2 separate regions of the Homo sapiens genome follow, and region 2 is linked to region 1. The links are chromatin loops, found by intact Hi-C in ENCODE. Cell type or tissue: dorsolateral prefrontal cortex. All regions are shown on one strand. Links, peaks and the distances in the headings refer to the core of each region. The heading gives the core; the rest is flanking DNA.

What was found. Peaks named below come from ENCODE experiments on the same cell type or tissue, not always from the same donor. Only the 100,000 strongest peaks of a DNase experiment are listed, where the experiment ranks them.
Region 2: it touches region 1 in a loop (4-fold over the local background); 22 of 110 quality-filtered maps call a loop at or near these places.

Annotation. Positions count from the first base shown.
Region 1 is chr5:57,495,072-57,505,970 of GRCh38, reverse strand. RMEL3 (enriched in melanoma 3) reads right to left here. Exons shown (of 4, transcript NR_186596.1): 3 at 9,054-9,191. Among named protein-coding and RNA genes, the nearest start is that of ACTBL2, 18 kb to the right of the region's middle. RefSeq lists an enhancer at 10,478-10,899. In dorsolateral prefrontal cortex, for the core only: CTCF peaks have their summits at 6,190 and 6,398 (motif pointing left); a DNase peak (open chromatin) is centred at 6,431; H3K4me3 peaks cover 409 bases; H3K27ac peaks cover 1,978 bases.
Region 2 is chr5:57,656,339-57,667,237 of GRCh38, reverse strand. LOC101928505 (a long non-coding RNA gene) reads right to left here. Exons shown (of 3, transcript NR_104668.1): 2 at 1,726-1,987. Among named protein-coding and RNA genes, the nearest start is that of LNCBRM, 91 kb to the right of the region's middle. In dorsolateral prefrontal cortex, for the core only: no CTCF peak of the experiment used is centred there; no DNase peak of the experiment used is centred there.

The DNA of each region.
Region 1 (10,899 bases), core at 1,752-9,751:
TAAATAACATAATCACAGATGAAAGAGGATGAGCAAAGCCGATATGATTTCTCCCCTTGTCTGAGGCTGAAGCAAAAGGCTCCAGAGACTGTCACAGCACGGATAACAGTGTGTGTCTATGTTTCGTTGGTGCTAATATACAGAAATAGAATGATCTCTTCTATAGTCAGATTGGCTCCAGTCTGGAAATAGCCAGTGAGCAATGCTCATAGACTTTTATTAAAATTGTTAAAGACCACTATCTTAAAAATAAACAAACCTTGGAAAGAGGTATATTAGAAATCATTTTTAAAAGATGCCTAGAAACTTTTTTAATGTATTCTAAAATACAGTACAAAATTGAAAGAACAATACAGTGTTACTAGTCTAGAGTGAGACTCTATCATGGGAAGATTTTCAAAAATGGCTGACAGTAACATTATTTTCTTGTACTTTACATAATTGCACAAAGTGACTCAGAATTGACCTCATGGGTGAAAACAGGCAATGTATGGCAGTAAGATGTCATGGTGAAGTAAAATACATTATGGAAATCACTGCAAAAGCTAAGAGATCAGACTACTTTTCAGAGTCCATGGAATTTGTAATCATCCATTTGCTGCCACATTCCTTTTGAAGGATGTGACCCAGACTTTTGTGAAGGCTCCTGTATATGGACTCCAATTTTTCTATTTACTTATGCTTGACTAAGGAGGAAAAAAGGAGCTTCCATAATCTTTGCAGTCCTCACAGTCGAATCTTTTTTAATTACAGTCTGTTTCCATTCTCATCTGTTCTAAATGTAAATCTGCAGTTGTCCTCAAACAGTCAACTCCAGAAGGGTGCAAAGATTTCCCCTTGTTGACCTAGAATTCATTTGGAGCAGCACAATTCTCAAGCCCCTTTACTGAGTAAAAGTTGGCTACAAATCGAATTTTAATTTGTATAGAGTCAAGATAGGAACTTGGATTATTAGAGAAAGGATAAGCATCAGTGAAAAATGTGTTTTCCTATATCAAATATACAATTAACATTAAAGTAAAGAAACCCATTGTTTTCTAAATGAACATACAGCCTTCTTCTAAAGCAGTCAGTTTCCTAAGCAATACAAATGTATGAAAATTTTTCTGACAACTGCTACATTTTCCTCCAGAGGAATTACACACATGACCTTTGAACTTTCCATAGGAAAAAAAGTGATTGTTCCCAGGCAATCCTTAGCACATCCCTACTATGTATAAGGCATTTATCTTGAGTTCCAAAAGCAGAATGGCCTTTCCTACATAAGTAAGGAAAGGACATACAGCAGCTTTGTGACTCACAAAGTAATCCATTCACTGTCTAAAATGTACAATTTCTACTGCAAGGCAACGCACACTAAGTGAGGCACATAAGCTTTGACTCATCCAAACAACATACTCGTCACTTCTCCAGGTAGATAACTTTCACTGGCCTCACATCCACACTCTCCGCAGTCACGTGACCCATGGGTGTGGCAATGATGCTACTCTTCAGCTCATGCCTGCAGTCTGCCCTGCTTCTGACAGCACCCCAACCGCTGCTGTCCCCTACCCCAGGAGGAAAGGGCAGGGCAGGATTTTCCACACAGTACCTGAAAGGTTTCTGTAGAAACATCTGCTTATCTGGAGGCTGCCAACATAAGAACCTCATCTCCCTCCTGCTCACCTAGACACCTCTGCCCCAACCCATTCACCAGCAGAATCAATAGAAATCCACAACTGCTAAAGCCCTCCTCATTTGTATGTCTGCTCCCTCAGAAGGCCTGTGCTGTCTTTGCTTACATTTTACCTGGCTAGAAGGAGAGAGACTGAAGGGGGTGCAAGGACTTTTTAAAAATGAGGTAGTCCTTTAGGGTCCTCTTAGAATCTTGATAAGCATGAACTGTTCTGAAACACTCTAATCTAGCACTTAAAATGTTTTCCCCCTCCCTAAACCAAAACATATTATTGGTTGAGCCTACAGAAAATTGCCAATATTCAACCATTTTTGACATACAAAAATCTCAATTTCATGTGGTTCAGCCTAATCACAGACTTGAGCCTTTGGCTCTATTCGTTCTAAAGTTCGGCTTTTCAAAGACTCAGTAGACTATTGCGACCTGAAACTTTCCTTTGTAACTTTGTTATTCTGGGAATGGAGTTCTACGTCCCTAACAACTGACCACAAACAAATTTTGGAACATAATCTATTCATAAGTTGAGGTCTGCCTACAAAGAATGTTCTTTCCTGTGCAAGACAGGTTGATGAATTGCATTTATTAGAATTACAGGATAAAGAAACCACAAAAGGCTAACTTTGGGTCTCCAGATAGCCCTCTCAGCCTTCTGGCTCCAAAACATAATCATAATTTAAGCTTGTCTGGTGGTGAGCCAGGCTGGCCCGGGAAAAATTAGTGCAATCAGACTCATGAGTCTAGGTGAAGGCCACAGTTCTCAACATAGAAACACACATAAAAAAAGCTGACTAATCAAAGAGCGAACTTCAGAAATGAAGAAGAGATAAAGAAAACAAACAAACAACAAAAAAAGAGTAGACAAACGTGGGGATGTGATTCTAAACAGTGTTCTCAACCATGCCTGCCTGCCTGTAGAAATAACTTATGGAGGCTTAAAGATACAGGTGCCTGTGCCTCCCCAGACATTCTAATTTCAGTGGGCAGAAGTGTATCTGGGCACCCAAGTTTTACAAAGCACCCTAGGCAGTTCTAATAAGCATTCTTTTTTGAGAACTATGGTTCTAAAGATTAGTCCAAAACCAGGAAATAGATCCATGGAGTAAAAGATAGGAAACACGAATAGGATTTATAGGTCTAAAATGAGCCCTTGATCCAGGCAGTCACCCTAACAGGTGAGGCCATTGTCAGAATTCCTTGTGGTAGTTTCCTGGAAGCATAAAGGCTTCCAGGGAGTCAGAAAGGTGTGTGGCATTAGGAGAACACAGCAAATGGTCATAGGGCACCAGTCAAGGGTTCAGGTAGGACCCTAAGGAGAGGGGAAAATGACGGGTAAAAAACAGGCACAAATTCCACCACTAAGAGAATTCTGAAGATAGGGCAGGAACCAAAAAACCATGGATCTGTACCTAGATGGACATGAGATATCACCGTGAAGCTGAAAGATGAGATTCATTCAATACTGAGTCCTCAGGTCCTTCTTATCCTTCTCCTTACATCCAGGATTGTTCCTACAGCCCAGAGGAGGCTGTATTATCCCAGCAGTAGGGGTAAAGAATTTAGGGGCAAAACCCCAGCAAGCCTTTGTAGTTTTTCCCTTAGAATAAGCAACTTACTTCCTTCTGTTTGCCATGCCCCAAAAAGGGGGACTTTTTCTTGAAATTCTGCTCAAGACCTAATTTTGTACTCTAATGGCATAATATATGGCCCACTCTCTCTCTCAATGTATAGTCATGTACAGTTGCACAGTTTGTACACTGCACAAAGGCACATGACTGAGAGCTAGGGACTCTTGAAGTCATGTGGCCTGGTGCAGAGTTGTTTCTGCCCAGAGGACCCCCTTTTTCAATTTTGCACAAAGACTCAGTGGGGGCTAGGAGTAGCTCTGACAGCAATGAATGATTTGCATCTATTCAAGTATTTGTTGACTGAATGATTAATCTATTGACTCTAACCCTGCCAAAATCGATGGACAAATGCTATGTTTTAAATATTTAACAGGGCATTCTGCATTTACCCTGCACACTGACATTTTCTCCCTAAAAATGTTCATTTAAAAAAGGAAACTCCATCAAGTGTAGCAAGAAAAAGCTTGTACTCTTGCCCAGCCAACTTCATCCACTGACGACAGCACAGAAAAACATAAAAGCCCCTTGTTTCGCTGTCTTTGTTTCCCATGTTCTGAGGAAAATTGCACTGGAATTATGAACAGTTAGCAAATGGTATATAAACGACCAAAAGCCAAATGACAGCTCTATGAACAGACCCAGGCTGGCCCTGGCAAAGCCAGGCTGCTTGGGTTCTGGAACAAGAATTAAGGAATCAAGTTCCATTCCTGGCACTGTCCCCAGTTTGCTGTTAACCTTTTTTGCTGTCACCTCCTTTGCATCCACAGGGCTTTGTGACATGCACTGCAGTGCAAATGAGACACTATTTGATAAGATCTGAAAACCTCGGACAGAGGCCACAAAGCCAAGTCAATGCAGGGAGAGTTCCTCAGATGTGTCTCTCCCTGGGGCCCAGCTCTCTAAGGGATCTCTCGCTCTCTCTCTCTGGGGCTGTTGAGCTGCTTGATGAGATGTCAGCCTTTAACTCGACGGGAATCATGAGAGAAAAAAACAGATTGTAGAAAATATCTCATTTCCCAATGAGACAGAGATTCTTGACATAGCTTGACCCAGCAGTGTAGAAAAATTCAAGAGAAATGCATCAGTATCTTTAAAGAACAGACACATCCTGTACATCTGAGCTGGGCTTTCAATACTGTCCCTCCTCCAGGCTCACTCAATATTAAACCCTTTCATACCATGTGGCTCCTCCTGAGATTCCATCATAACTGTTTAGGCTCAGATGAGGACAACTCAAACCACTCTATTTGGACCTCATTTTCTGCCCTCTGTCCTTCCTCGCCAGAAAAAGCATTTGCTCTATTTTGTAGATCATATCTGTTCTAAAGGTGGGAACATGGTCCCTTCATAGCTGATGGAGTTCTCTGGATATATCTCCAAGACTGACTTGGTTGGTTTCCAGAAATTCCCTCCTTTCTCTAACACTTCCCAAAGAAGGAAGGATCCGTGAACTCACCTAACAAATTTGTTCAGATCTGCATCTGGTCTCACATCTGTTTCCTTCTCCACCCACTTCACTGGAATGCTCTCCGAGTGTGGGGAGTGTTTGGAACAAATCAGAAGAAAGTTCCTATTTAATAGAAGGTGGAGTGTTGGTTATTACACCTGGGTCCCATCGCCATCTCGGGTGCATCTAATTCCTCAGGAGTCCTGTTCTGACAGCATCCTCCAGGCCTGGTGCTCCCTTCTCAGAATTTACAATGGAAGATTGGGTGGAGGAGGGACTGGCTTTGGTTTTGTTTGTTTTTTGCAGAGAACCGAATCTCTCTCTTTGCTTTCAAATTGGCTTCACCTTCCTCACCAAGGAGAGGCCATTGGGCTGAGCACCTGTGATGATACTGCCCTGGCTCCTCCTCAGCTTACACCATAACTACTGCACCCCAGATTTAAGGCTCACAAGTTGGACCGAGTGATCTCCACAATCCTTCTATAATTCTTTGAGCCTTTTTCATAGACTAAAACAATTTTCAAGTATAACCCCCTTTTGCTTTTCTCCTTCCCATCATTCATATTCAGCCAGGCTAGTTAAAATCAAAAGGAATAAAAAGTAACAAAAGTATATATGTGTGGCTATTATTAATAGGAAGCTATAATTTGAAAACCTCAATCTTCTCATTTGGAGGTAAGATGTGCAACGTCTTTACATGTATCTTTGTCTTTTCAGCCTCATTTCTTTCTCCTCCAGAAAAAGTATCCCCCAAGCAAACAAATAAAAAAATAGAATATATTTAAATTATAAGTAGAGAGGCCGAGGTGAGCAGATCACTTGAGGTCAGGAGTTCGAGATCAGCCTGGTGAACATGGTGAAACCCTGTCTCTACTAAAAATACAAAAATTAGCTGGGCATGGTGGCAGGCACCTGTAATCCCAGCTGCTTGGGAGGCTGAGGCAGGAAAATTGCTTAAACCCAGGAGGCAGAGGTTGTAGTGAGCCAAGTTCGCACCACTACACTCCAGCCTGAGTGACAGAGCAGGACTCCATCTCAAAAAAAAAGAAAAAGAAAAGAAAAAGTGTAAGTAGATATGCTTTAATTTAACCATCCCTACAAAATTAAATGATAGTAATACAGGAGCTAATCTTTGGAGATAAGTAAAACAACCTAATTCAGTGGTTCTCAGCCAGGGCTGATTTTGCCCCCCGGGAAATATTTGGCAATATCTGGAGACATTTTTGGTTGTCATGACTGAGGTGGGGAGGGAAGAAGTACCACTGGAATCTAGTGGGTGGGTAAAAGCCAAGGATGCTGCTAAACATCTTTCAATGCACAGCTCCCTACCACAAAGAATTATGCAGCCCAAAACGTCAATCATGTCAATGCGAGAAACCCTGGTCTAGAGATACCAACAGACCTAGATATACAAAACCATTATTTTTCCATACAACAGAGAAAGTCATGTATTCTCATTAATAAATAGTAGACTCACTAAGCCAAGCAGTCACATAAATAGCACAGTAAAGGTACTATGTAAATTTGAAAGCCAAGACTAAACAGGCAGGACTTGCAGCTTTTCCATAGGTGTTTTTTTTGTTTGTTTGTTTGTTTTTACCAGTTAGGCTCTAAAGAATGTTGCTGCCATCTAGGGGATAGAAAGAGAATCCCAAAAGCACCGTGTTCCTAGCTCCAAGGGCACGAGGTCCAAGCCCTGCAGGCACACTACGCACTCATTTCCCACGTTCCTACACTGAAAAGAAAAAAAAATACTTTGAGTTTTGTGACAAGCAATTGTTTAAAATTAAAAATACATCTATGTGACTCAGAGTCTACAGTGCCTTCAGTTAATTTGTTTTCTCCATTTCACGTGTGTGGTATGAAACTGAAAGTCCAGGTTTCTGATAAAGATAACAGATGTTTGCTGCCTGCTTTTATTTTCATATTTAGTTAGGGTAGAAAGAGGAGGGTCAATCAGTGGCCTCAGAACTCTCTGATAGGACCTCTCTTTCCACACACGCTTTTCTTTGGGTCATAGCAAGACAACAATAAGCTCTAGGGAAATTATAAATCAATAGAACTCCTTGCCTTCTTAAAAAAAAATAGGAAACTTTAATAATTAAATCAACTCTAATTAAAGGAAAATCAAGAAGAACCAGGGTTCAGAAGACAGAGGTGTTCCACCAGCCAAACATGCTGTTATTCCTACACACACACACACACACAGAGAACCCATGCGGATAACAGAGCCAAAAGGACTTCTCTAAGAGCTTTGAGAAGAGCATAGAGAGGGATTTTGCACTTCCGTCCTGTAGTTTTTGGAGAAGCTGGCTCTTGGGCTGCAGGAGTATAGTGTACCAGAGTTATAGGCCCCCTTTCCATTCTTAGCGGTGGTCTTTCTCAAGCTTCTTCATGGCTGCATGGGCTGAACTTTGGTTATTTTTCATGCACCAGAGGTAGAAAGCTTCCAATTCCTTTAACACAAGGGTTCCAAAACATCTTAAAATGATGCAAAAACTTATTTTGATCTTCACAACATGCCTTTGAAATAGGTGTGAATTCTATTTCTGTGTTTTAGGCAAAGAAACTGTTGTTTAAAAAGACTAGGACATTTTATTCTGACTGGCCCATCAAGTCCTGCAGATCCCAGTCCAGTTCATCATTCAGTTTGCAGCTGCATAAAATCGGATGGCTCTTCCTCCTCACTGTTTTAATGGAGCATCCTTTCCCACTTCCCACCTCTACCCTTGCTGGGGTCCTGCAAATACTACTATCCAGACCTTATTTTATTCCAAGGGAAAATGTTGAGGGAACTACCATCAGAGCAAGAGAAGAGAAACCTGTGTTATCACTAAGACATGATTCCACAATTGGCCAAAAAGAAGAATTATCTGATAATCCATGTGACCTCTTTTATAGCCGTCAGACTACAAGTCAATGGATGGAGGATGGATGGATGGATGGATGGATGGATGGGTGGATGGAGAGAAATAGGCAAGGCATGAAATTTCCATTAGCATTCCAGCATTTCTATGAATTTCCTATAGCCCAATTCTCCTAAACAAAGAATCTCATGCAATATTACCTGAGAAAGCACTATCCTGAAGAAATGCAAGGTGTTATTTAAGATAGACACTGTTAGTAACATTTACATTATATTAAATATTAATGTTTTGGGGATACAAAAAATTGTCTATTTACCTACTTCATGGAGTTATTGTCAGAATTGAGTGAGATACAGCAAGAGAAAGCTCTTAAAAGTTCATAAGCAGCACTCTGCATATATAACATGTCACTGTTATTGTCAAATACAGTAAGATAAATTGTCACAAAGTCATTTTCCCAAAGGTGATGTCATGTCTCCATAGACATGGATGCTTATTTCTTCAAGGATCACATATTCTGAGCACCCACCCAATAAAAGCAAACATGACTTGATAGGTAGACAGGATAATTTAAAATTGGCACTACCCTCCACCCAATTTCAGAATATTGTATCTAGTCCAATTCATTAAATTATTTTACCTTATAGAAGGAAAGGACCTATAAAAGATATGTACCATAAGCTCCTCTTTATCAATTTATTTCTTGCTTATGTTTTATATAATTTAGAGGAAATGTTCGTGATATGGATGTGTGAGAAAGATACAAAATTTAACATACATAAAGGTCTCAACTATGTACGTAAAAACAAGAATAGTGATTATCTCTGGATGGTAAGATTACCAAAATATTTTTTCTGCTTTAATGAGAGTCTAATTTTTGTTTTTGTTTTTGTTTTTTTTGAGACGGAGTCTGGCTCTGCCACCCAGGCTGGAGTGCAGTGGCACGATCTCTGCTCACTGCAAGCTCCGCCTCCCGGGTTCACGCCATTCTCCTGCTTCAGCTTCCCAAGTAGCTGAGACTACAGGCTCCCGCCACCACGCCTGGCTAATTTTTTTTTTTTTTTTTTTTTTTGTATTCTTAGTAGAGACGGGGTTTCACTGTGTTAGCCAGGATGGTCTTGATCTCCTGACCTCGTGATCCGCCCGCCTCGGCCTCCAAAAGTGCTGGGATTACAGGCATGAACCACTGCACCCGGCCAATAAAAGTCTATTTTCTTCATCCAATATTAATGAATATTCATTCCCAGACTTCTAGGAATAAATATTTTTTTCAACGCATTCAAGCAATCAGGTATTCTATAAGCCTTCATCCTTCCCTTTGAAACATTTTTCTGGAGCCTCTGTGCCCCACTTCTGGGATTTGCTGCTCTCCAAGCTAGTTTCACAGCTATGGCATCTGCATCTCCCTCCCCGTCGCCCTGGAGATTTCTTTGGCATACCTTCTGGGTTGAGGTTTTTATTTTCAGGGTCTCATGTTTTCTTCTTTCTTGATATTTCCTCTGGTTTTCTTGGAGCACATGGGCTGATATTAACTAAGAAGAGGTTGATGGGAGATAAATCGTTGAGTCTTCATGTGTCTGAAAAGGCATTTATTATTCCCTCATATTAATTGTGAGATTGGCTGGGTATAAAACTCTAGTCTGGATATCATTTTCCCTCTGAATTTCCCATTTTGCTATTGACAAGACTAATGATACTTGGGTTCTCATTTTTATGGTTGTGATTATTGGGAGTTTTTTTCCAGTTAAAGCTTTTAGGACCTTCTCTCTCTGCCAGCGTTCTAAACTCTCGCAATGATGTAAGGTGTGATGTGTGTCCTTTCACCTATTTGTGAGTTAACCAGTTCGAGCTATAGGTTTGCCTCTCAGTTCTGGGCAATTTTCTTAATTCATTTATTTTGTAATATCCTTCCCTCTGCTTTTTTTTTTCCTTTCTGTAACTTCTAGTAGTTGGATATTGTACCTGTTGGATTCATCCTCGAATTTTTTTTTAAAAAAATCCTTTTTGTGTGTGTCTGTCATTTTGGTATACTTTCTGGGATATTTCCTCAACTTTATCTTCCAACAATTCTATTAAAATTTTCATTTGTGCAATATTCTTTTTAAGCTCTAAGAGCTCTTTTTGTTCTCTGAATATTTCTTTTTTATAACATTCTCTTCTTATTTTATGTATGCAATATCATCTTTTATACTCAGAGGATATTATTTATAGTTTTGCCTTTGTTAGCTTTTTCTTTGTTTCTATTCCTTACATTGTCCCTACCTCCTTTCTGTTCCTTTTGTTCCCATTGTTTCTGTTGATTGTGTCTTTCAAATTAGAAGCTTTTGTCAAATAGCTGATGTCCCTGGCTGTCCCTTAACCTTTAAAAGCAAGGCAATAAAAAGCTGACTGGAAGCTCTGTGCCTTAAGGAGACAGGCTGCTCTGTAGGATGATTTGGCTGGGCTTTTGATTGAGGGATCCCTAAAGTTGATATCTGTATGCCTTTCCAATTAGGCTCATCCACCCTCTTGCCTAAGGGATAAAAGCCTGGCTGCCAGCATGTTCTTGAAGGCAGGTTGGGAAAGGAGGCTGAGGACCTCTCTATGCACTATGTAGACTTTTACATAATTCCTCTGTGGAGTCTATTTTACAACAGATGTGGTTTTATAATACAAATTAGCTCCTACGCAGTTGGTAAATAGAAAAATTATGTCAGTATAATGCAGAATTAATTTATATGCAATACTTCCTCTGCTCAAGAAAACAGGATGTGGAGCAGAAGTATAACCTTCGGTAGGAAAGGAAAAAGTTTTTAATGGTTGCTGCTCTGGCAATAGAAACCGTTTGCCTGTGGTTTGAAAATTAAAAACAAGTACTTAAACCTGGGCTTCACCCTCGAAGCGGCTACACCCCACACCTGTGGGACTCTTGACTCCTGGCAGGTGGTATTGTCTCTGTGGCACCTTCAGGGCAGCCACACTGACTGAGAAGGCCACTTCTACTGCATTGTCGGAGTTCCTACCAGCTCTGCTCTTGTGTATGTGTTACTAACATTCTCTCTCAATTATTCCTCTGACTTCACAACAATTGTAACAGGCCCCAGCCACACGCAGCCTGCCTCAATAGTACAAGTTAATTTCCTGAGTATCAATTATTGTCTTTACTAGTGCTTTGCATAAGTTGTGAATTTTCTACCTCAATCTTTTTTTGCACATGGCCTTACTTTTTGTGTGCAAGTTTGAAAACTGAATTTTTCAGGAATCTCATCCTTATTGTGCCTTAAGCTTGTTTCCAAAACTGGCCAC
Region 2 (10,899 bases), core at 1,184-9,183, 160 kb before region 1:
TGAGGCAGGAGGAAAAAATATTTCCTAGGCATAACAAGAAATGCATGGTAAGAAAATTCACTTCCTAATCCCAATGTCTATGGTGTCCATATTTCCACATCCCAAAACCTGGACAAACTGATACATGGTCCAAAAAATGGTCTTATATTAGAGAAAAACAATTCAATTCAGTCATGTCCCAGGAAATTCAGTATGTTTAGTGTTAAAAATTGCATAGCTTCCCTTTCTAACAGAATAGTTTATGGCTCTACTTTTTATATCTTACTAGTTAATGCTTATCTCCCCAAAAAGAGTAGAATAGAGACAAAGAAAACTTCACTGGATATACTCTATGTGTAACCATGCCTCCATGGATATAGTTGCTAAAGTCTTAAAGTTTCAACTTGGGAAATAGTAAATTTGGTGATAGAAAGGAAGGAAAAAAAAAGAAGGGAAATGACTCAGACTTTCTTCACTTAGCAACAAGCCAGGAACAGGATTCACCTGGGTACCCATGGACTTGGAAGACTTATACTCTTCCAAAATTTCTTCCATAAACTGAAAGTGGGTGAGTATAGGGAGGCTGCCTGCTCCTTAGACAACCCTAAAGGGCCATATTTTGATAGCCAAATTAGTAAGATGATCCAAGGATAATAATAGTTCATATTTACTAAGCATTTGCTATGTGAGAAGCAGTGTGCAAGGTACTTTGTATCCTTAGCAACTCTGTGAGGGAAGTGATGACATTCCCCTATTATATAAGAGAAAAATTACACTAAGAGAATTAGGTTATTTGCCAAGATCACAAAGCTCCCAGTCATGGAGTCAGGATTAAACTTCAGGTATGACTTTCCAAAGCCCTCTATTTCCCACTATGACCAAATTTCTTTAACCATGAAATCAGTGGCCAAAGTTTTGGTTGCTACTTTGAGCTGAAGAAATCCTGGAGTCATTAAATTATTATTTGTGCATTTCCTCTGCTATCTTTTTCTCTATGACATCTTACTCTGTAGAATGAGTCAAAAAGATCTCTGCATATGTGATTATCAAATCACCTACAAACTTGAGCTGGCAATCTTTGTGAGGCAAAAAGATAATATTTGTGCTTATGGAATTCAGAAGAATGTGAGTATACCTGTGCCTCTGGCTCTGTGCCTTGGTATCTGAGGTGCTGTGATTGCTTACCAGCTCTGATGTCATTTGCGTACTACGGGTGGTGTGGTGTGTGATTTGCAAGGACAGCCAACAAGAGATATTCCCATTTTTATAGGCACATGCCCATCACAGTTCAAGACTATTTCTCTTCCACTCCCCTGGCACGTGGGTTGGCCGTGTGATTTGTTTTGCCCAATAGAATATGAAAAAAATGATTCACACCACTTTGGTTCAGGACCCAGGCTTTAAGAGACCAGGCAGTTTCTCTTTTCATTCTTGTTTGAAGTCCTGAGCCACTATGTAAAGAAGTTCTGCTAGTCAACCAGACACATGACGTGTGGGGAGAAATGTCACCCAACAGCCAGAACCAACCACCAAATAATGTGAGTAAAGCCTTCTCGCCTCATTACCAAACCCCAGAAGAGTGCAGCCATGTAAGGATTCCAGCTGATAGCATATGGAAGAGAAAAATGAATCAGCAGAGCCCAGCCCCCTCACAGAATTGAAAGAAAGAATAGTTCTTGTTTTAAGCCGCTAAGTTGTGGAAGATCTTATTAGGTAGTAATAGGTAACTGATATAAGTGGTCTTACCATGGCTGTTGTCCCAGAACCAGCAACAAAGCAAAAATTTGCCTATCTTCCGGTGACCAGCATACAGGATACACATCCTAGGAACTGCAGGCCAACTGAAAATAGGTGGGAAGAAGAAGACCAACCTGACACCAGTTTTCTCTAGATCCTTAGTCATCACTGAATAAGACTGGCTCATCTAGCATGTTAAACAGAGTTGCTACAGGCCCTCTGGATCAATTAATCATCTTCCTTCCGTGAACATTTTCTTCAATCCATTGAACTAAGAAAGAAAAAAACAAGAATATTATTTTAAAGCTATGAACCACAAATTTATGTGCTAAAGTAGGCTTGAAATTTCACTTCGTAGAGCCCAACTACTAAGCTACCCTTGACATCCCTAAGACTCTCTTCAAACTGTCCCCAGACAGCAGTTCTACATCTCAGCAAGAAGTGCAAATAAATTCTGCTGTCTCTTAGGCATCTTCTCTTAAAAGGCAGAATCTCACTACCTCCATGAGAAGGAGGAAATGTTTCTCTCAAGTTCCCAGGATGCACCACAAGTGATATAATATTCTCAACCAGGTGTTCCATTCATGGGAGATATTTGCCCTTTGATCTACTTGGCACCAGACATGTATAGAAGTGGACACTTCAGTTTCTCAGTGCTACTCCATTTGGAAAGTCCTTTCAAAATGTCTTTCCCCATTGTACAGGCTTAAGAAAGCTTCATTCTGAACAACTTCGGAAGGTATATGATGTTGAAACCAGTGAAAACCTTGTTCTAGTTTTGTTTTATAAATGCATAAAGTTTTTTAAGATCCTCATTTTACAGAAAAGCAATCTCTACAAAAGAAATGAGACACAGAAAATAATGAAACTCATTCTATAGAGAGTAAATTGACCAATTTAATTTGGGAAAAGGCAGGATAAGGGAAGACTTTATTATAAGCGAATTACATCTGAATTTAGTAATCAGAAAGAAAGAACATCTGCCTGTGTCTTCATGATGGTGGATTGCTTTGGAAGTGGTACTAATAAAAGAGGAGGCTGTGAGTAGGAAGAGGACTTCTATCAAGAGTCAGAAAACAATTATTTTCAAACATGGGATAAGAAGGTCAAAGGACAAAGAAAAAGGAAGCTGCCAGAGTCTTTGAGACCTAATAAAAAGAGGAAATTAGAGTGAGAAAAGCCCACTCTGGGTCTGAGAACAAGTATTCCTGGGACTAGTTCTTAAGAATAGTTAAGGGTTACTTAAACAGAGATACTACGTACATGAAAGATTTTACATTGTATTGTTATTTTTTATTGGCTAAAGTTTTGAGGCTTATTGAAATTAGTTGTTTTAACATGGGCACAGAGAGGGCAACATCACACACCAGGGCTTGTCAGGGGGTGAGAGGCAAGGGGAGGGAGAACATTAGGACAAATACCTAATGCATGTGGGGCTTAAAACCTAGATGACAGGTTGGTAGGTGCAGCAAACCACCATGGCACATGTATACCTGCACATAACAAACCTGCACATTCTTCAGATGTATCCCAGAACTTAAAGTAAAATATAAGAAAAGAAATACAAGGCATGTAAGCACAGTTATGATCTGAACCCTACTGCAGAATGATTTGTAAAGAACTAGGAAATAAAGTTTAGAAATTAGGAGGTACCTAAAAAAAAAAAAAGAAAAAGAAATTAGTTGTTTTAATAAAGATCTCTCTTCATTTATTTGAAAAAAAAAAAAAGTGTGGGGGGGGTGCGGAATTCTCTTTTCCATGCTGAGCAGCCACCTTATTATGTCACAGGGTTTGAGCCATTTGACCATGACTCTACTTCACGAGTCTATTGAAAGCATATCAGTATCTGGCTGCTAAAAAGGGAAATTTATCTCCTGGGTCATGGGAGAGCATGATAGCCATGCATACCCTCTTTGCATTTGACTTTCAAGGCATCCCTTGGCTGCCACAGCTCTAACAAATTCCCTTGGTCAGAAAAGAGCAGCTTCTTCTGCTCCCCTGCTGCTCCTTGGTTCTTAACATCTATCTTGCCTCAATACCTCAATGCACTTTTGAGTCTCAGTTTCCATACACTCCAGGCAAACTTTGATTTAATTAATTGTGTTGTATCACAGACTGGATAGTTAATCATTTTCTGGAGAAGGCACATATTCCCTTTGAAACCTCATTTTCATTTTTAAAAAGCCAACATTCCAGTGAATGTATCACTTCCTTATTTAGAAAAATATTGTCTGCTCTTTGCAGGCCAGATTCTCCAACTCGCTCAAACTAGAATATCTAACATTTATGGAATACTTACTCTGTGCCAGCCACTAAGCAAAATGTCTCTCGGCAACCAGCGGAGGGAGATATGATTCTCTTCATCTGAGACCTAGCTGAGATGATGCCTGGCTGTGCCCTAGTGAGTGGTACAGCTAGACCTTGACCTTTTATTCCCTGTCTCTAGGGACTATTGCCTCCTGGGAGTGCAGAAATAGAGGCTACAATTTACTAGACGAAGTCTCCTCAATCAGCTGTCAGAATGATTTCTACAAAATATTCTCTCAAAAACCACTTTGAATTTCTTATCAATAACTTGATATTAAGTATCACCGTAGTCCAATCAATCAAAAATTTGGTTTTCAAATCTATACTGTTGATTTATAACAACTCTGACCCCAGTTGTTGAGTACAATATGATTAAATAAGATATTTCTCAATTCATTTTCAGTAAGATATCTAAATTCATGCTATGTCTTTTTCTCTTCATTATATATACTAAAAGAAACCATGCCAATCAGTAGACTGTCTACCACCTACAAGGTTTAATAGAAAGAGGCAAAACTACTTAAATGACAGTCAAGAGAACTTCCCCAGCTACGATTTCATTGAAAATGGTATTTTTTTCTAGATATCCTGTCTTTATCATTCTAGTTTGTCCTCCACACTTCTCAACCCTGGTGTCTGCCCAGGAGACTGTCACATTTGGATAACATCAATATAACCTCTTGCCATTGGCTCTGGAGGAGCAGTGTCAAGTGATCAGAGGTGGGAAGAGAGTGAGGGTGCTGATTATTCCTCAGACTCACCATGCTGGGCCATGGGTGGCCACATTGCCCCAGTGAGGGCCCTGGCACCAGTCGCACAGCCCTTCATACAGCTCCCCCTCCGGGTTCTAACCTCTCCTTCTATTTGTCCCTTCAGGCCTCCCAGTGTTAAGAGTCCATATTAACACAGGGTTACATGCCATCCCTTGTTGCTTTTCTTAAGCCATGTCCATACCCTTGTAAATAGTCTTTTTATCAAACTCGGTTCAAATTACCCAGTCTTAATGTGCCATCTGTTTCCTGTTGAAATCTTGACTGATACAATATTGAAAATATTGGCAAGAATCTACAAGCCTCACCAAAACATGATTATTATATAAAATCCCTATTTAAGATACAATCTCAAAAATTACAAGAGACAGCTCTTTTCTGAAGACCTGGCTTTCATTTATGGTGGGTTAATTACTCATTGTCTCTGAATAAGGTGGAAAAAGATCTATTTCTCTCTCTGTGAGTAAAAATATTACCAATATAATGTAGCAAAACAGAAAGAGATCTCTATACCTTGATAATTATTGAAGTTAAGATGCCCTGACCTGCAATGCTGTTTAAGAGTTGAGAACATTTGGAAGTACCAAGGATCCTCCTTGCTCTTTCTGACCCCTTTGCCTTCCTGACTCAGAGTAACATAGAAGAACATTGCTCTCCAGAAATCTGGGATTCAGTCCTTGTTCTGCCACCTAGTAACTCTGACTTTGGCTATTTTATCTAATCTTCCTAAGGCTTATTTCTATTATAGGCTGAATGTTTGTATCCTCCCAAAATTCATATATTGAAGCTCTAACCCCCAACATGGTGGTATTTGGAGATGAGATCATTGAGAGGAAATTGGGATTTAATGAGATCATGATGGTAGGGCCCCATGATGTGATCAGTGCCCTTATAAAAAGAGAGACTAGAGAGCTTGCTCCCCCTCCTACATATAAAGATACAGTGAGAAGGTAGCTGTCTGCAAGCCAGGAAAAGAGTCTTCACCAGAAACAACCCTCTATCAGACCTTGAAATTTCCAGCCCCCAGAACTGTGAGAAGATAAATTTCTGTCGTTTAAACCACATAATCTGTTTTTTTTTGTTAAGGCAGCCTGAGATGACTGAGACAGTTTCTGTCCCTTTAAATTAGAGATGATCATACTAGACTACCCATGTTGGAATTCTCCTCTCACATTTACTAGTTGCAGAGCCTTGGTTAGTTTGGTTAATTGAAACTCAGTTTCCTTATCTATAATAATTAGAATAATAATAGTAATACTTTTAGGTTTGTTGGGAGGATTCAATTAAAAAAACTTAAGAAAAGTACTTATCACAGTGTCTGGCACTTACTAAATCTCCATATTAATCATCATTATCACTGCTATGGAAACACAGAATGAATAACTCTCCCAGGAATAGGGTAGAATCAGCAAAGGCTTCTTAGAAGTGAAGAAGAAAGGAAGCAGGAGAATATCCTATAGTCAGCCTTTATTGCATTCCCCAAATATCTAAACCAATGTTAGCTATGTAACAGTAAGTGCTAATTCCCTGCTCTTTGATTGATGTATTAATATTTGAAAAAATAATTGAATTACAAATGCTTGAATTGAGTAGTGTAGAAGTTACATTATGAGCAATTGAAGAGTAACTGTGGAAGGTGAGCTGACTAGTAAGGAAGGAATTGAGTAGGCACTTCATGAGTTCACTGATTGCCACTTTGACATGGGATAGGAGGCAGAGATAATGTGGGGAGCCACAGAGAGGATGAACTTAATATTAAACCTCTGTATGACAGGGTGAATACCCTTACTGAATTCTGTGAGTGTGAATTCCAAAATTCACCAGATTATAGATTTTTTCAAGTCAAAAATCACACTTGATTTTACATTTGGCTCCCACTCACTAGAAGCATCTCAGAGCAATAAGCACATAGTAGATTTCAACACATACACTGAATAGACAATTGTTGAATAGGCTGTGCCTCACACTGCCAGTCTGTTGAAGAAGACTTCCTGGAAAAGAAGAATCTGAGGAACCACTTGAATGACAAGAACAAGACGGTGAATAAGTTCAGGCAAAGGGGTTTGTTACCAGGCAGAAAAAAGGTAGGAAAGGGTCAGGTTTTTAACTAACTTCTCATAGATTTTGGAACCTTGTTTTCAAATGTTGTTTTTAAAAAATTTTTGTAAAAAATTTTTTTTACAAATGAGAATGAGGAAAAAGAGAGAAAAAAGGAGGGGAGGAGGAGAACAAGAGGAAAGGAAGGAGGGAGGAAGGAAGAGAAAAGGAAAAATAGTGACCTAAAACCTCTGAGAGAAGCCCAGAGACAGACTGAAGTGAATACTCCAGAAAGGTCAGGAGACCTCACTTCTCCTTCTGTAAGAAATGTGGATGTTGAAACCAGTTGTAGGATGAGGTGGTGGCTCCACGATCCAAGCCTGATTAATATGAATAAGGAAGAGGAAAAACTGCTCAATTATAGACCCTCACATCCCGTGTTTCTCTAGATTTGACAAAGTTCATTCAATTAATAACCATGGAGTTTTAGAGGAGCTCACCACTTTGCTAGGCCCTATTGCTGCAGCATAATGGGAGATTGCAGAAGGAACTACAATAGATGTCTAGTTCCAGTGACTTTCCATGTTGAAGGACAGGAAACACAGAAAGGGGACCATATAAAAAAAGAATATTACATGTAGGAGAGATTGACTCAAACACCAAAATTTTAAATCATTTTTAATTAAAAGACTGTTGAGAGAAGAAGGAGATGAGTAAAAGAAGATTTCTTATAGAATGTGAGTCTGAGAAATGCCCTGAAAGAAATGGAGAGTCTGGCTTGGCTGCAGTAGGTAAGATCATTCCAAATTAGGGTTGGGGAATGATCTCAGGGAATGTTGGATAAAGATAGGCAAGATCTATTTATCACTTAGAAATTGTGTTCCATGCTTATACACTGTTAGTGGGAGTGTAAATTAGTTCAACAATGTTGAAGACAGTGTGGAGATTCCTCAAAGACCTAAAGACAGAAATATCATTTGATCCAGCAATCCCATTACTGGGTATAGACCTAAAGGGATATAAATTGTTCTATTATAAAGATACATGCATGTAATTGTTATATTACAAAGTTCATTGCAGCACTATTCACAATAGCAAGGACATGGAATCAACCTAAATGCCCACCAGTGATAGGCTGGATAAAGAATATATGGTACCTCATGGAATATTATGCAGCCATAAAAAAGCATGAGATCTTGTCCTTCACAGGGACATGGATGGAGCTGTAGGCCTGTATCCTTAGGAAGCTAACACAGAAACAGAAAACCAAATACCACACGTTGTCATTTGTAAATGGGAGCTAAATGATGAGAACACACGGCCACATAGAAGGGAACAACATACACTGGGACCTAGCAGAGGGTGGAAGCTGGGAGGAGGGAGAGGATCAGGAGAAATAACTAATAGGTACTAGGCTTCATACCTGGGTGGTGAAATAATCTGCACAACAAGCCCCCATGACACAAGTTTACCTAGGTAACAAACCAGCATATCCTGCACATGTCCCCTGAACTTAAAAGATTTTTTAAAAATAGAAATTGTGTTCCAAACCCCCCAAAATACTATGTTGAATATATTCAGGGTTAATTTTTCTCCAGTATAAAAGAAGTCCAAAGGGAGCTAAGCTAGGTCTGTTGTGGTACTCCTCGATGTCATTGGAGATCCAGGTTCTTTCTAGTTTTCTATTTCACCATCCTTTGGGCATGACACTTGTGTTCTCAAGATAGCTACTGAAGCTCCACCCATCCTACACATGTTTCAGACAAAAGGAAGAAAGAATAGGTAGGGCAAATAGGCACATACTTCCCCTTTGAAGAGACTCCCCAACAACTTCCATTTATAGCTCATTGGCTGGAATTCTCTCATACGGTTACCCAAAACCGGCAAGGGAGGCTTAAGAATTTAGCTGTTTAGCTTGGCATGTTTCTACAGCCAATAGAATCAAATACTTTAAACTGAGGGATAATTCTAGAGTTCAGCAAGAAATAACAGGAAAAAGTTTTCACACCAAAATGAAGGGTACATGTAAGAAACTAACCCTGTAATTTGTGGCCTATGTCAAAGACTGAAGAGGGAGTTCAAGCCAGAGTGAAAGTTGTTGCTCTTGCAAAGCAGGCTGGTTTTCAAAAGATGGGTTAAAAGGTTGTCATGGAGCTCTTGAAAAACTGCATGCAGAGGAATTAAGAGCAGAATTTGTTCCATTTGCAATGTCAATCAGTGTGGAAATGTGCTCAGGACCAGCCAAGCACACAATAGCACATGGCACTAAATATGACACTGAGATAACTCTTTTAGGACCGTGAACATACAAATGTATCTCTTAAAACCTTCAAGCTCCCCTTGCTGACATTTGGTGCATTTTCAGACTTTGTCTTTATGTGATTTTGATTTCCAATAGTTGAATTTGAAATATAAATCAAGAAGTTTCCACAATAATTTTTACCATTTTGGAAAAAGTAGGATTTTTTTTTTATTTTAAGAATATAAATGCACAGGCATACCTGGGAGATATTGTGGGTTCAGTGCCAGACCACCACAATAAAATGCATATCACAGTAAAGTGGGTCACAAGCATTTGTTGGTTTATCTGTGCATATAAAAGTTATCTTTACACTGTACTGTAGTCTATTGAATGTACAATAGCATTGTGTCTTTAAAAAGTATATACCTTAATTAAAAAATACCTTATTGCTAAAAATGCTAACGAACATCAGAGCCTTCAGCAAGTTATAATCTTTTTGCTGCTGGAGAGTCTTGCTTCGATTTTGATGGTTGCTGACTGATCAGTATGCTGGTTGCTGAAGTCTAGGGTGACTGTGGCAATCTCTTAAAATCAGACAACAATGAAGTTTGCCACATTGATTGACTTGTCCATGAAAGATGTCTCTGTAGCATGTGATGCTGTGTGACAGCATTTTACTCACAGTAGAACTTCTTTCAAAATTGGAGTTAATCCTCTCAAACCCTGCTGCTGCTTTACAACTAAATTTATGCAATATTCTAAATCCTTTGTTGTCATCTCAGTAATGTTCACAACATCTTCACCAGAAGTAGATTCCATCTCAAGAAACCCCTTTCTTTGCTTCATCCGTTAGAAGCAACTTCTCACTGGTTCAAGTTTTATCATGAGATTATGGGAATTCAGTCACATCTTCAGGCTCCACTTCTAATTCTAGGTCTCTTGCTATTTCCACCACATATGCAGTTACTCCCTCCACTGAAGTATTGAACCTCTCAAAGTCATCTGTGAGAGTTGGAATCAATGTATTTCAAACTCCTGGTAATGTTGATATTTTGACCTCCTCTCATGAATCATGAATGTCATTAATGGCATTTAGACTGGTGAACCCTATTCAGAAGGTTTGTAATGTGCTCTGCCCAGATTGATCAGAGGAATCACATGTATGGCAGGCATAGCCTTGTGAAATATATTTCCTAAATAATAAGACTTGAAAGTCAAAATGACTTCTTGATCCATGGGCTACGGAGTGGATGTTGTGTTAGCAGGCATGAAAAAAAATTTATCTCTTTGTACATCTCCATCAGAACTCTTGGGGGACTAGACGAATAGTCAATAAGCAGCAATATTTTGAAAAAAATCTTTTTTTCTAAGCAGTAGGCCTCAACAATAGGTTTAAAATATTCAGGAAACCACTCTGTAAATAGCTATGCTATCATCTGGGCTTTGTTGTTCCATTTCTAGAGCACAGACAGAGTATAGTTCACATGATTCTTAAGGACCTTAGGTTTTTCTGAGTTGTAAATGAGCATTGGCTTCACCTTAAAGTCACTAACTGCATTAGGCCCCAGGAATGTCTGCTGGTCTTTTGAAGCTTTGAGGCCAGGTATTGACTTCTCTCTATGAAAGTCCTAGATGGCAACTTCTTCCAACAGGAGGCTGTTTCATCTACATTGAAAATCTGTTGTTTAATGTACACACCTTCATCAATTAACTAGCCAGATCTTCTGAATAACTTGCTGCAGCTTCTCCAACAGCACTTGCTGTTTCACCTTGCAATTAGATTACAAAGATGGCTCCTTTCCTTGAACCTCATGAACCAACTTCTGC